Regions from separate parts of the Homo sapiens genome. Here region 2 is linked to region 1. A link is a loop called in an ENCODE intact Hi-C map of the cell type or tissue named here. Cell type or tissue: HepG2. All regions are shown on one strand. Each heading gives the region's core, and the rest is flanking DNA. Links, peaks and the distances in the headings are about the cores only.

The links. A loop is a pair of places that touch in the nucleus more often than their neighbours do. Peaks named below come from ENCODE experiments on the same cell type or tissue, not always from the same donor. Only the 100,000 strongest peaks of a DNase experiment are listed, where the experiment ranks them.
Region 2: a loop joins it to region 1, with 7 times the contacts of the local background. A loop is called at or near these places in 1 of 110 quality-filtered maps.

What each region holds. Positions count from the first base shown.
Region 1 is chr18:51,356,852-51,364,411 of GRCh38, forward strand. No RefSeq gene overlaps it. Among named protein-coding and RNA genes, the nearest start is that of LINC01630, 31 kb to the right of the region's middle. In HepG2, for the core only: no CTCF peak of the experiment used is centred there; a DNase peak (open chromatin) is centred at 4,800; H3K4me3 peaks cover 637 bases.
Region 2 is chr18:51,113,098-51,120,657 of GRCh38, forward strand. No RefSeq gene overlaps it. Among named protein-coding and RNA genes, the nearest start is that of MEX3C, 81 kb to the right of the region's middle. In HepG2, for the core only: no CTCF peak of the experiment used is centred there; no DNase peak of the experiment used is centred there.

The DNA of each region.
Region 1 (7,560 bases), core at 1,750-6,749:
GATGGTATTTGGAGACGGAACCTTTAGGACATCATGAGGGTGATATTAGTGGCTTTATAATAGAAGAAGCTGGGCGCAGTGGCTCCCACCGGTAATCCCAGGACTTTGGGAGGCTGAGGCAGGCAGATCAGTTGAGGCCAGGAGTTCCAGACCAGCCTGCCCAATATGGCAAAACCCTGTCTCTACTAAAAATACAAAACAACAACAACAACGACAACAATTGGCTGGGTGTGGTGGCATGCGCCTGTAATCCTAGCTACCTGCTAGCTACTTGGATGGCTGAGGCATGAGAATTGCTTGAACCTGGGAGGCAGAGGTTGCAGTGAGCCGAGATGGCACCACTGCACTCCAGCCTGGGCAACAGAGTGAGACTCTGTCGAAAAAAAAAAAAAAAAAAAGAAAAGAAAAAAGAAAGAACTCTCTTTCCACTATGTGGAAACATCAAGATCCTGGACTTCCTAGCCTCCAGAGCTATGAAAAATAAATTTCTGTTGTTTACTCCTGAGTCTATAGTATTTTGTGATTCTAGCCCAAGCTGACGAATATAACTAATTCTTAAATTGTTAAGTAACCGCTAAAGAGGGTGGGAGCTCTCTCAGGTGATGGGCAAGTCTACAAGTTTTCTGAAAATCCACAGGCCCAGTGGCAGTGCTAGGCACATACAAGGTGCCCAGTAAATACTTGGATAATGTTTTAATCATGCCTTTTTATTTTTCGTATTTCTGATACTTTGTTACCGGGGGCCTTGGTGACCTTAGAGAGACTGCCCCTCTTGGGGCTAGTTAATTGCTAGAGATAACAAACAACTCACCTGCGAGTGTGCCTTTCATGTGTAGCTTAACCAATCCAGAGCTGCACCTCCCATTCCTCTTAACACTCTCAGCCATCTGCCCCAATCACCCCAGAGCCAGGTACAAGACAACTAGAAACAGCCCCTACACCCTGGAGACCGCTGAAATTATTCAAACTAGCCAATCCTAAGTCTGCTTACTCCATCTCATCTGTTCCTCCCAGGGAAGCAGAATAAAGCCTCTTGCCCATATTTTTTTCTTGCACCCTCTGCCTCCTGACTAACCCTGGTGCTTCTCTGTGTGGCTCCCACGACATGACACATCTCCCATCTCCTCTTCTGTGACTAACAGACGTCTGTGAGTAACAGACGTATCTCTTCAATGGCAGCGGTCTCCTGATCTGTTGGCTTCACCATACCTGAATGATAACAAAAACTACATTTTAAAACAGGGAATAAATACAAAATCATGTTGCTCTAGACGCTATAAAAAATATTGTAATTTTCCCACCACCAGAGAGAAAACCTCTTGTTATTGGTTTAATTGTATTTGTGCATCTGCACTGCAGGAATGTAAGATCCTTTAGGGCTGGGATTGGGTATGGATTTGTACCTGAGCCAACTACACATCTAGGGCTGAGCAGGAATAGATTTTTAAAAAACATTAAAAAAATTGATTTACCAAAAATTTTGCTTTTACACAAAACAAATTGCCTCAAAGAGGCATCTTGCAACTCTATCCTACGTTTCATGTTTCTGTTAACTGAACTGATTAGCCCCAGCTTAACAATGGATGGGGTTCAAAACGCCCTGCTCCAACGGAGAATTCCTATTCCCTGCCAGGTCCCTTCCTTTCCGCCTAAGGACTCACTGTGTCTCGCTCTGTCTGGGTGCTCTCTGATCTCAGGACAGCACAGCCCCCACTCCTCTTAGGAGCCACCTTGACCTCTCCTGCCAGTGGGGATCTTCGTCTTCTTTGAGCTCAAGCACTCTCTGACTTCTAGTACCCATCTTTCCATTTTATTTCCCACCAAGTATTGTTTGTTTTCTTTGTTGCAGGGTTTTGACAAGTGTTTATAGATTACCAAACTGCTCTCTTCCTCACCCTCCCCACGTTGGCCCCCGTCCCTGGCCAGGACAGCTCCATCCTACCCAGGGTCCAGGGCTTGAAATGCTAGAGTCCAAGTGGCACAGATGGAAACAAACTGACTGCATAGATAGCATCTTACAGGTTTCATTTTCAAAATCTCTCTTGTTGAAAAAGTGCTCCACAGTCTCCTCTGGTCACCAGTCATATTGATTTGTGTTTATCCTTTTGGATTTCCAGAAACTACTGACATTAACAGAGGAGGTTTATGAGCATATTTGTCAGAAACAAGAGTCTCTCAAATCAAGATCTAGCTCTCTATAAGTAATATCATCCATCGCCTCCTGGTTGTTTCCCCTGATGACTTCCCACAGGGGCGTTAAGCTCATCACCCCAGCAACCTGGACACTTTGAACTGTGCTTTGGGCTTCACTACCTACATGTTTTTTATTATTATTATTTAATTTTTTTTTTAAGAGACAGGGTCTTGCTGTGTTAGCCAGGTTTGTCTTGAACTCCTGACCTCAAGCAATCCTCTCTCCTCAGCCTCCCAAAGTGTTAGGATTATAGGGGTGAGCCACTGTGCCTGGCTGTCTCCTATAGTTTATGGGAAAGGGTGATCAGATGTCAGCTCTGTTGATGCGAAGTGGAAGATTCTCTCTCCAGAGCAGGCAGCCTACAGCCTGTACCAAAGCCTCTTCTTAGAGAAATTTCCGTGGTATTCCAAGATTGTCATGATGGGGCCCTCTGTGTAGCTGCAGTCAAAAGGTGGCTGGTGGCACAAACCTAATCTCTCACTCTGCTTAAAACCCATAGCTCTTCTTTGCCAGATGAGTCAGTCCAGGTTTGTTTTTAAATTTTTTAAAAAGACTAAATATTTCATTTTCAGATAATTGTAGATGCAAATGCAGTTTTAAGAAATAATTCAGAAAGAGCCCCTGTACTCTTTACCAAGTCTCTCCGTTGGTAACTGCTCCCATGGCAAAATTAGAGCCCAATAGCACAAATTTACCGTGACGTCCTAGAGCAGGGTTGGGGCAGCGTGCACTAGCAGAAGAAGTGTGGGTGCTGCCTCCTTCCTGCCAGGAGAAGGTAGAATTCCAGGTCTCAATTCAGCCTCCATTGGCTCCCAAAACATGGGTGCTTCTTATAACTGCTGGGTGGGAGTGGAGCTCTGGGTCCCCATGTGGTCTTCACTGAGAAAGCTTGGGGGATTTGTTATTGCCCAATGGGAACAAGAGTCCCAGCTTCCCACTGGCCTCTCTGACACCATCCTGAAGCTGAGTTTGGGGCATATTGTTATAGCCTGGTGAAGCAGAAGTCCAAGCATCTCACCCAGCCTTCATTGGTGTGGGTGGAGGTGGGCCATACTTTTTTCTTTTTTTTTTTTTGTTTTTTTTAATGTCACTTTTATTATTGAATGATTGATTGATTGATTTTGAGATGGAGTTTCGCCCTTATTGCCAAGGCTGGAGTGCAATGGCACCATCTTGCCTCACTGCAACCTCCGCCTCCTGGGTTCAAATGATTCTCCTGTCTTAGCCTCCAGAGTAGCTAGGATTACAGGCATGCACTACCACACCCGGCTAATCTTTGTATTTTTAGTGGAGACGGGGTTTCAACACGTTGGCCAGGCTGGTCTCGAACTTCCGACCTCAGGTGACCCACCCGCCTCAGCTTTCCAAAACATTGGGATTACAGGCCTGAGCCACCTACATGTGGGTAGTGAAGCCCGGCCAAAATGTCACTTTTATTTATTTATTTATTTATTTATTTATTTATTTATTTATTTATTTTTAGTATTTATTGATCATTCTTGGGTGTTTCTCAGAGAGGGGGATGTGGCAGGGTCATAGGATAATAGTGGAGAGAAGGTCAGCAGATAAACACGTGAACAAAGGTCTCTGGTTTTCCTAGGCAGAGGTCCCTGCGGCCTTCCGCAGTGTTTGTGTCCCTGGGTACTTGAGATTAGGGAGTGGTGATGACTCTTAACGAGCATGCTGCCTTCAAGCATCTGTTTAACAAAGCACATCTTGCACTGCCCTTAATCCATTTAACCCTGAGTTGACACAGCACATGTTTCAGAGAGCACGGGGTTGGGGGTAAAGTTATAGATTAACAGCATCCCAAGGCAGAATAGTTTTTCTTAGTACAGAACAAAATGGAGTCTCCTATGTCTACTTCTTTCTACACAGACACAGTGACAATCTGATCTCTCTTTCTTTTCCCCACATTTCCCCCTTTTCTTTTCAACAAAACCGCCATCGTCATCATGGCCCATTCTCCATGGTCGCTGTCTCTTCGGAGCTGTTGGGTACACCTGCAGAAAGGCTGTCACTTCACACTTGGAAGATTGCACAGCAGCCAGGCAGAGGCGCTCCTCACTTCCAATGGGCCGTACTTTTTTCTCTTTGGTTGGAATAGAGCAGTTGTTGTCTAAATGCTTTTTGTCTTTCTAGGCTACCCATTTCCTGGTCGTTTGGCTAGAGAGAGCAGGCTTTTGTGGGGGCTGATTTTGTCTGCACCCCCTGGCATTTCTATGTTGCTGGGTACATCAGCAAGTCTAGGATATACAAGACCAGAAGAAAATCTGGGGGACTCATCGCCCAGTCATTGCTTGGCTGCTCCTTCCCGGTCTGCCTTTTACTCTGCACTTTTCAGATTCTTCTTATTTATAATACCCAGGACTTTTAGTCGACTTAGCTGGAAGAATAGGAAAAAATACATCTACTCCATGTTTTTGAAAGTAGAAGTTCCCAGGTGTCTTTTTCAGTTTTAAACATGAAACACCATGATCTGTTCCTTGCTGAGTTCTCTGATACTCTCGTCACATCTTGCTTCATGCCTGAGAAACCAAATATACAAACCGACAATGACCAGGCCACATCTAAAAATAGAACTTTGACCCACAGCCTGCAGCAATCTGCTCAGGAAACCAACTTTTGATCTACAGTGAGCAATTCAGGAAGCCAGCCTGCTAGAAGTCAGACTTCCAGGAAGCCAGACTGCTGTCTTTAGTGATAATCCAGGAAACTAAACAATACCCTCTGTAACAGTCAGCCTCAAATGGCCAGGGCCTGATTAATAATGGACAGCTTTCCTAACTTTTGTCCTTGCTTTCAACTTAGTGCCAACCAGAGAAGGCCAAATGATGCACTCACCCCTAACTAATCATGTAGGATACCCCGCTTCTATTAGCCCCGTTACAGCTTCCCCATGCTGACAGCCTGCAATCAGAGCACACCTGAAGCCTTCCCTGTTTTCCACTACAAAACTTTTCCTGCTTCTCTGTCTGCCTTTGAATCTTTGCCCAAATGTGAGTAGCTGTGCTGACTCCCTTGATGAGGCAATCTCAGAATAAACAGCCATTATTATTATTTTTTTTAATTAAAAAAATTGGACTTTGGGAGGCCGAGGTGGGTGGATCACAAGGTCAGGAGTTCAAGACCAGCCTGACCAACACGGTGAAACCCCGTCTCTACTAAAAATACAAAAATTAGCCAGGCGTGGTGGTGTGCACCTGTAATCCCAGCTACTTAGGAGGCTGAGGCAGTGGAATCACTTGAACCCGGGAGGCGGAGGTTGCAGTGAGCCGAGGTCATGCCACTGCACTCCAGCCTGGGCGACAGAGTGAGACTCTATCTCAAAATAAATAAATAAATAAAATAAAAATAAATAAAAACTCAGTTTTTTTAGGTACATAGCAGATGCACATCTCATGTACCCACATTAGATGTGGGTACATGAGATGTTTTGATACAGGCATGCAATGTGTAATAATCACATTGGGGTAAATGGGGTATCTATCCCCTCAAGCATTTATCCTTTGTGTTACAAATAATCCAATTATATATTTTTAAGTTATTTTAAGATGTATAATTAAATTATTTTGGTTGTAGTCACCCTATTGCATGATCAAATACTAGATCTTATTCATTCTTTCTAACTAGTTTTTGTACCTATTAACCATACCCACTTCCTTCCCCAGCCCCCCACTACCCTTCCCAACCTCTGGTAACCATCCTTCTACTATCTCCATAAATACAATTGTTTTAATTTTTAGGTCCCATAAATAAGTCAGAACATGCGAAGTTTATCTTTCTGTGCCTGTTTTTTTCACTTAACATAATGACCTCTGGTTCTAACCATGCTGTTGTAAATGACAGCCTCTCATTGTTTCTTATGGCTGAATACTAGTCCATTGTGTATATGTACTACATTTCCTTTATCCATTGATCTGTTAATGGACACTTAGGTTGCTTCCAAATCCTGGTTATTGTGAATGGTGCTGCAACAAACACGGAAGGGCAGATATCTCTTCAATATACTGATTTCCTTTCTTTTGGGTATACACCCAGTAGTGGGATGGCTGGAACACATGGTAGCTCTATTTTTAGTTTTTTGAGGAATCTCCAAATGGTTCTACATAGCAGTTGTATTAATTTACATTCCCACCAACAGTGTATGAGGATTCCCTTTTCTCCATATCCTCGCCAGCATTTGTTATTGCCTGTCTTTTGGATATAAGGCATTTAAACTAGGGTGAGATGATATCTTATTGTAGTTTTGATTTGCATTTCTCTGATGATTAATGATGTTGAGTATCTTTTCTTATACTTGCTTGCCATTTGTATGTCTTCTTTTGAGAAATGTCTAAAATAGCCTTTGCTTTCCTCATTTGGTTGGTCTTGGTTTATTTCCACACTCTCTTTCTAGGCTGCCCATTTCTTGGTCCTATGGCTAGAGACAGCAGGCTTTTTTGTTGGCACCTGTTGGTATTTCTTGGTTGCTGGTTGCATCAGCTTCAAGTCTGGGATATATGAATCCAAAATAAATAAATAAATAAATAAATAAATAAATAAATAAATAAATAAATAAAGGAAAAATCCAGTGAACTCATTACTATGTCATTCCTCAGGTCCCAAGGGTCCTAAAGTCTCTTGCTGAGCTGCCTTCTTCTCTCCACTCTTTGGAATGTTGTTATCTATAATGTCCAGGGTTTTCAGTTTTACTTAGTGGGAGGAGTAGGAAAAAGTACACTTACTTCATCGTTTTTTGGAAGTGGATGTTCCCAGATGTCTTTTTCTTTTTTAAACGTGAAATATCATGCTCTGACCCTTGCTGACGCCCTAGCACTCTGCCATATCCTGCTCCATCCTGATGCTCAAAGGCCAGGGTCTCCTATGACACAGTCCTACCATCTCCCTTGCTGGCCCACACTGCATAAAACATACACTTATGTAGTGTTTATATGTATTAGGCTTGGTCCTGAGCACTTTATATATGCTAATTATGCATGAAGTCTATTATTATAAAGAAACCAACGCCAAAAATATTAACCAATTCACTTAAGGTCCCCTAGCTAGGAAGCTGCAAAGCCTGGATCTGGACCCAGGCAGCCTGGCACCGAGGCTCTATTCCTACTAGCTCCACTCTGCTGCCTCTCTGCCTCTTCCATGGCCAGCAGTCCTGGTTGTTTAGCCAGGGTACTTATATGTGGGTCAGAATCCCCTTGGGGCTTGAAAACACAGATTGCTGAGGCCTACCTCCAGAAATTCTGATTCAGTTGGTCTGGGGTGGGGCTTGAGTATTTTTATGTCTGTCAAGTTCTCAGGTGATGCTAACATTGCTCTCTAGGGACCACACTTTGCAAACCAACAACCCTTTCCATGTTTTCCTTCAC
Region 2 (7,560 bases), core at 1,481-6,480, 240 kb before region 1:
CTTGAGCTTTGAGGGGTACTGATAAGGTCTGATTTCCTGGGGCAATGTTAATGTTGGGACTTAGAAAGACTAAGGTGCAGGTGCCTGTCCAGTTAGTGGGGAGGCAGATATAGGTCGATCTTCCACATAGAAAAATATGCCTTGGCTGGGTAAACAGAACTTTACCCTGGCTTTTAAAGGAATAGGGTACACTGTTTTTCTCTTTACTACTTCCATCTCTCTTTCTATCTCTTTGACTTCTTCTTTGTCTCTTTCTCTGACTTCCTGTCTCTTTCTCTCTTTCCTTTGACTCCTTCTCTTTGTCTCTATTTCTTCCTCTTTCTCTGACTTTCTTTTTCTCTCTTTCCTTCTTGCTGGTCTGCCAGCTGCTTAGCTGCTGTTCTCCCCTCTTCTTCCCATTTTGATGGCTTTGGCAGTGTAAGAGTGCCACCTCCTTGTGTTTTTGCAGTGCGTGCAATAACTCTATAATTTCCTTGTGGTATTTAATTGGGGTCCCCCCAGAGCTTAGGAGCTCCCATTTTTTCCATATTGCAGCATGGGCATGTAGGATTAAATAAGCATACTTGCTGTCTGTATACACATTTATTCTTTTTCCCTTTTCCAGTTCTAAGGCTCGGGTAAGTGCCACTAGTTCCGCTAACTGGGCACTGGTCCCTGGGGGAAGAGGCTTACTTTCAAGTATGGTTACATCACTATGGCGTAACCTGCCCTTCATATCCCATTCTCCACAAATGAACTTCCATTGGTATATAGGTTAAGGTCATGATTAGTTAAGGGGACTTCTAAGAGATCATCTCGGGTGGCATAAGTCTGGACTACAATTTGTTGGCAGTCATGCTCGATTGGTTCCCCATCCTCTAGGAGAAAAGTGGCAGGGTTGAGGGCCACGCAGGTGCCTATTTGAACCACCAGTCCCTCAAGGAGTAGTGCCTGGTATCTAAGTAGGCGGTTGTCTGATAGCCATAAACTTCCTTTGGCACCTAGTATGCCATTTACATCATGAGTAGTCCAGACAGTGTGATCCTTTCCTTGTATTATTTTGATAGCCTCTGACACTAAGATGGCCACTGCTACAACTACCCTTAAACAGTGAGGCCAGGCTTTTGCTACTACATCAATTTCCTTACATAGGTATGCCACTGGTTGTGGGGTTGTCCCACGAGTCTGAGTAAGGACTCCTAGAGCTATCCCGGCTCTCTCTGTGATGTATAATGAGAAGTTTTGTCCTGTGGGAAGGCTTAAAGCTGGAGCTTGTACTAGGGCCTGCTTTAAGGTTTTGAAGGCTGTTTCTGCCTCTGGTTACCATTCTACTAAATGAGTATTTGCCTTCTGGGTTTCCTTGATTAGAGTATAGAGGGGCCTGGCTATCTCGCTGTATCTGGGGATCCATAGTTGACAAAAGCCGGTAATTCCAAGGAACCCCCACAACTGTTTTAATGTCTTAGGGCAAGGATAAGCAAGTATAGGCTGTATTCATTCCTTGCTGAGGGCGCTGGTCCCTCTGGCTAAGATTAGGCCCAGATATTTGACCTGCTGTAGGCAAAGCTGGGCCTTCGACCTAGACATCTTGTACCCTTGATTAGCTAGAAAGTTCAAGAGATCTAGAGTAGCCTGCTGGCACGAGGCTTCCGAACTGGTAGCCAAAAGTAAATCATCCATATATTGAAGGACCAGAGTGCCTGGACTTGAGAAGTGGCCTAGATCTTGGGCCAGTGCCTGACCAAACAGATGAGGGCTATCCGTAAACCCTTGGGGCAAGACCGTCCACGTAAGTTGGGATGTGTGGTCTGTGGGATCCTCAAAAGCAAAGAGGAACTGGGAGTCAGAGTGCAGGGGAATACAGAAGAAGGCATCCTTGAGGTCCAGAACCATGAACAATTCTGCTTCCTCTGGTATTTGAGAGAGCAGGGTATAGGGGTTTGGTACAACTGGATATAGAGGAATTACTGCCTCATTAATGATTCTAAGATCTTGCACTAGTCTCCACTGACCGTTCGGTTTTTGTACTCCTAGAATTGGGGTGTTGCAGGGACTGCTGCATTTCCTTACTAAGCCTTGAGCTTTCAAATGTTTAACAATATTCTGTAATCCTTTATGAGCTTCAGGCCTTAAGGGATATTGCCTTTGATAAGGAAAAATGGTGGGATCTTTTAACTTGATTTGGACTGGGCAGGCAATTTTTGCCTTTCCAAATTGTCCTTCCAATGCCCAGACTTCAGGGTTGATTCCTTCCTCAAGTAGGGGACAACAAATGGGTAACTTGTTCCCCATATTCATGTAGATAATAGCTCCAGCCTTGGCTAATATATCCTTCCCTAATAGGGGTGTGGGACTTTCAGGCATAACAAGAAAGGCATGTGAAAAGAGCAAAGTCTCCCATTTACAACTGAGGAGGTAGGAGAAATACCTGGTTACAGGCTGTCCCAGGATTCCTCGGATGGTAACGGACCTTGAGGACAGTCGTCCAGGACAGGAGATTAACACTAAGAAGGCCATGCCAGTGTCCAGGAGGAAGTCAATTTCCTGGCCCTCAATAGTTAAACATACCCGGGGCTCAGTGAGGGTGATGACATGAGCTGGCGCTTGCCTCAGGCACCCTCAGTCCTGTTGTTGGATCATCTGGTTGGGGGCTTCTGACCCAGGGAAACTTCATCCTCTGGGGCAGTGATTGCCTTGGCATAGTGGACATGGATGAGGGGGCAGCTTGTTTCTCATTGGACAATCTTTTTAAAAGTGTCCTAGTAAACCACACTGATAACAAGCCCTACCAGGTGATTGGCCTGCTCCATTTTCTGTCCTCTCTGAACCTCCAAGGTTTGATTGTCTGAGGGCCATGACTAAGGCTGCGGCCTTTCTCTGATCTCGCTTTTCCTTTTGGGCCTGTGCCTCTTGGTTCCTATTATAGAACACTGAGATTGCCAGGTTTAATAATGCCTCTAGATTTTGTTCAGGGCCCAGGGCTTGCTTTTGGAGCTTTCTTCTGATATCTGTGGCTGATTGGGTAATAAACTTATCTTTTAGAATCAATTGACCCTCGAGTGATTTGGGTGACAGGGGAGTATATTTTCTTAAGGCCTGCCTTAGCTGCTCGAGGAAGGCAGAAGCATTTTCTTCCTTTCCCTGAGTTATGGTGGACATCATTGAATAATTCATGGGCTTTTTTCTAATTCTCCTTAGTCCTTCTAGAACACAGGTCAACAGATGTTTACGACTCCAGTCCCCATGATCTGAGTCAAGGTCCCAGTGGGGATCCATACTGGGGTTGGCTTGCTGACCGGTAGGGAATTTGTCCCTTTCTTCAGCTGTCATTCTATCATTTACTTGACTAAGATACCAGGTATCTCCAAACTCTCGGGCTGCAGCTAAAGCCGCATTCTTTTCTTTTTTTTTAAAAAAAAACAAAAAATTTTACTTGTCTTTTCTTTTTTTTTTTTTCTGGTTACTTACTTGTATTTTTTTTTAATTTTTTTTAGTATTTATTGATCATTCTTGGGTGTTTCTCAGAGAGGGGGATTTGGCAGGGTCATAGGACAATAGTGGAGGGAAGGTCAGCAGATAAACATGTGAACAGAGGTCTCTGGTTTTCCTAGGCAGAGGGCCCTGCCACCTTCCGCAGTGTTTGTGTCCCTGGGTATTTGAGATTAGGGAGTGGTGATGACTCTTAACGAGTATGCTGCCTTCAAGCATCTGTTTAACAAAGCACATCTTGCACTGCCCTTAATCCATTTAACCCTTAGTGGACACAGCACATGTTTCAGAGAGCACGGGGTTGGGGGTAAGGTTATAGATTAACAGCATCCCAAGGCAGAAGAATTTTTCTTAGTACAGAACAAAATGGAGTCTCCTATGTCTACTTCTTTCTACACAGACACAGTAACAATCTGATCTCTCTTTCTTTTCCCCACATTTCCCCCTTTTCTATTTGACAAAACCGCCATCGTCATCATGGCCCGTTCTCAATGAGCTGTTGGGTACACCTCCCAGACAGGGTGGCGGCTGGGCAGAGGGGTTCCTCACTTCCCAGATGGGGCGGCCGGGCAGAGGTGCCCCCCACCTCCCAGACGGGGTGGCGGCCGGGCGGGGTTCGCCCCCCACCTCCCGGACGGGGTGGCTGGCCGGGTGGGGGCTGCCCCCCACCTCCCGGACGGGGCGGCTGGCTGGGTGGGGGCTGCCCCCCACCTCCCGGACAGGGCAGCTGCTGGGCAGAGACGCTCCTCACTTCCCAGACGGGGCGGCTGCTGGGCGGAGGGACTCCTCACTTCTCAGATGGGGCGGCCGGTCAGAGACGCTCCTCACCTCCCAGACGGGGTGGTGGTGGGGCAGAGACACTCCTCAGTTCCCAGACGGCGTCATGGCCGGGCAGAGGTGCTCTTCACATCTCAGACGGGGCGGTGGGGCAGAGGCGCTCCCCACATCGCAGACAATGGGCGGCCAGGCAGAGACGCTCCTCACTTCTTAGATGGGATAACGGCCGGGAAGAGGCGCTCCTCACTTCCCAGACTGGGTGACCGGGCAGAGGGGCTCCTCACATCCCAGACAATGGTCGGCCAGGCAGAGATGCTCCTCACTTCCTAGACGGGGTGGCAGCCGGGCAGAGGCTGCAATCTCAGCACTTTGGGAGGCCAAGGCAGGCGGCTGGGAGGTGGAGGTTGTAGCGAGCCGAGATCACGCCACTGCACTCCAGCCTGGGCAACATTGAGCACTGAGTGAGCGAGACTCCGTCTGCAATCCCAGCACCTTGGGAGGCCGAGGCTGGCAGATCACTCTCGGTCAGGAGCTGTAGACCAGCCTGGCCAACATGGCAAAACCCCGTCTCCACCAAAAAATACGAAAACCAGTCAGGCATGGTGGTGTGCGCCTGCAATCCCAGGCACTCGGCAGGCTGAGGCAGGAGAATCAGGCAGGGAGGTTGCAGTGAGTCGAGATGGCAGCAGTACAGTCCAGCCTCGGCTCGGCATCAGAGGGAGACCATGCAGAGAGGACAGGGACAGGGAGAGGGAGAGGGAGAGGGAGAGCAGCCACATTCTTTTCATTAAAGGCCAGGGTTTGATCTAACAGTAGCATGACATCTCTCCAAGCAAGGTCGAAGGTTTGCCCTAGACCCTGTAGGACATCTATGTACCTATCGGGATCATCTGAAAACTTCCCCAGGTCTGCCTTGATCTGCTTTAAATCAGAGAGGGAGAAGGGGACATGTACCCGGGTTGGGCCAAATTCCCCTCTCCCTACAGTTTGAAGGGGACATAATGGATAGCCCGGGGGTTTTTGTGGTCCTTTGGAGATTTCTTTGCTTATTTCCTTCTGGGCAGGGGAGATTAGAGGAGGACTATCATTAATAGGAAGGGGAGCTATAGGGAGGCTAGGATGTGGGGGTAAGCTGAGAGGTCCTCCTGTGGGATGTAAATTGTAAGCTTTGCATAGTTGTGTATTCTCCTTCAATGAAAAGAAAGCTTGGATATAAGGTATTTCACTCCATTTGCCTTCCCTCTTACAGAAAAGGTCAAGCTGCAGGATAGTATTGTAATTTGTACTTCCCTCAGGTGGCCATTTTTCCCCATCAGAGAGAGAATATTGGGGCCAAGCCCTAGTGCAGAAAAAAAAAAAATGAGCCACCTCTTTTTCAGGGTTTGTGGGTCAAATTGGTCCCAGTGGCTTAGGATGCATTTCAAGGGTGAGCCTGTTGATGCCTGAGTGTTTCCCATCTGAAAGACAAAACTGCCCACGGTTTTGGTTTGTTTTGTTTCTCCCCCTGCCCAAGAACCCGCAATGGTCCCTGGACCCTGCTGATTGCAGTACTTGTGCTCACCGATGCATTAGCAGAAACAGCCCCTGCCCAAGAACCCGCAACGGTCCCTGGACCCTGCTGGTCGGAATAGTTGCACTCACCAATGCAGCAGCAGAAACACTAGTTTTCCTCCCAGACCACATGGAGAACTGAGGAAGGTCAGATTTAGTGGCCCTTACTGACGCATTCTCGAAAACCTGCACCCTTGCCTGTCCTCCTAGACCACAAGGAGGACCGACCGAGAAAAATCGGATTTAGTGGCCCTTACCGATGCATTCTCGAAAATCTGTTAAGAGTCTTAAGCATTCTCCTATTAGTATTGGGAACTTACCCCGTCCTATAAAGATGTTATGCCCCAAAAATTAAGTGGAGGGCCATACCCTGAGGGAGGGAAGGGATCTCCAGGGTTGGAAGAGTGACACCTTTTGTCTTCACTTATATGAATAGGAAGGATACAATTTCTGAGGCTCCCCATATCTTAGCTTAAGGAATAGCTTTTGTTAGGCCTGTTAGTCTGAGGAGGGATCCTAAAATTCCAGGTAGTCCCCACTATGATGGGGCTTTGGGCAAAAATTGTGTCTTTCTGATTGGTGAGCCTGGGTGCCTAAAGAGGGTAACAGTCCTGGAGTTTATACTAGAAATCATTCTTATGGGAGAAACTAGAAAAGCGCCAGAGACAGGCAGCAATTTTTAGAAGCCGGAATAACCTCAGAGAAGAGAGGCAAGAGGAAGTTTGTCTGGCAAGCATTAGGACCCAAGGGGCAAGGGTCAGGATAGATAGGACAGATGGGCGAATCTCGCTTGGGCAACATGCCTTTGAGAGTTCCGCTCATGGCCGCAGGGTCAACCAATTTGTTGTTGGGACCCCGGAGCTGCATGGCTTTCCTCTCTGTCGACGCTTGGCTCAGCCTGGAAGTACAGGAAAAGCGGAAGCTGCTTCTAGGCAAACCAATGGTCCCAACTCCGAAGAGTTGGGGGTTGTTAGCCCTTTCCCAGAAAGCCTGACACCTGTGTCTTTAGTCTGGCAGCTGCGCTAGTCACTTTTAACTGGCCAACAGGTGCCCAGTATTTAGCCCCCGCATTCTAAGGAAAAATAGGACAGAATAGCAAGCAAAAGGGGTCTGATGGTACTCACTGCTTGGCGATAGGTGATAGTCTTGCTGCTCAGCGATAGGCGATGGTCTCACCACTCGGCGATAGTCTCACCGCTTGGCGATAGGCGATAGTCCCTTTGTGGTCGCCAAAATGTGTCTGGAATTGGTGGGTTCTTGGTCTCACTGACTTTAAGAATGAAGCCGCGGACCCTCGCAGTGAGTGTTACAGTTCTTAAAGGCGGTGTGTCCGGAGTTAGTTCCTTCTGATGTTCAGATGTGTTCGGAGTTTCTTCCTTCTGGTGGGTTCATGGTCTTGCTGGCTCAGGAGTGAAGCTGCTTATTGCAAAGAGCGGAAGAACAAAGCCTCCACAGTGTGGAAGGGGACCCAAGTGGGTTGCCACTGTTGGCTTAGGCAACCTGCTTTTATTCTCTTATCTGGCCCCACCCACATCCTGCTGATTGGTCCATTTTACAGAGAGCCAATTGGTCTGTTTTACAGAGAGCTGATTGGTCCGTTTTGACAAGGTGCTGATTGGTGCGTTTACAATCCCTGAGCTAGACACAAAAATTCTCCATGTCCCCACTAGATTAGCTAGATACAGAGTGTCGATTGGTGTATTTATAAACCCTGAGCTAGACACAGAGTGCTGATTGGTGCATTTACAAACCGTGAGCTAGATA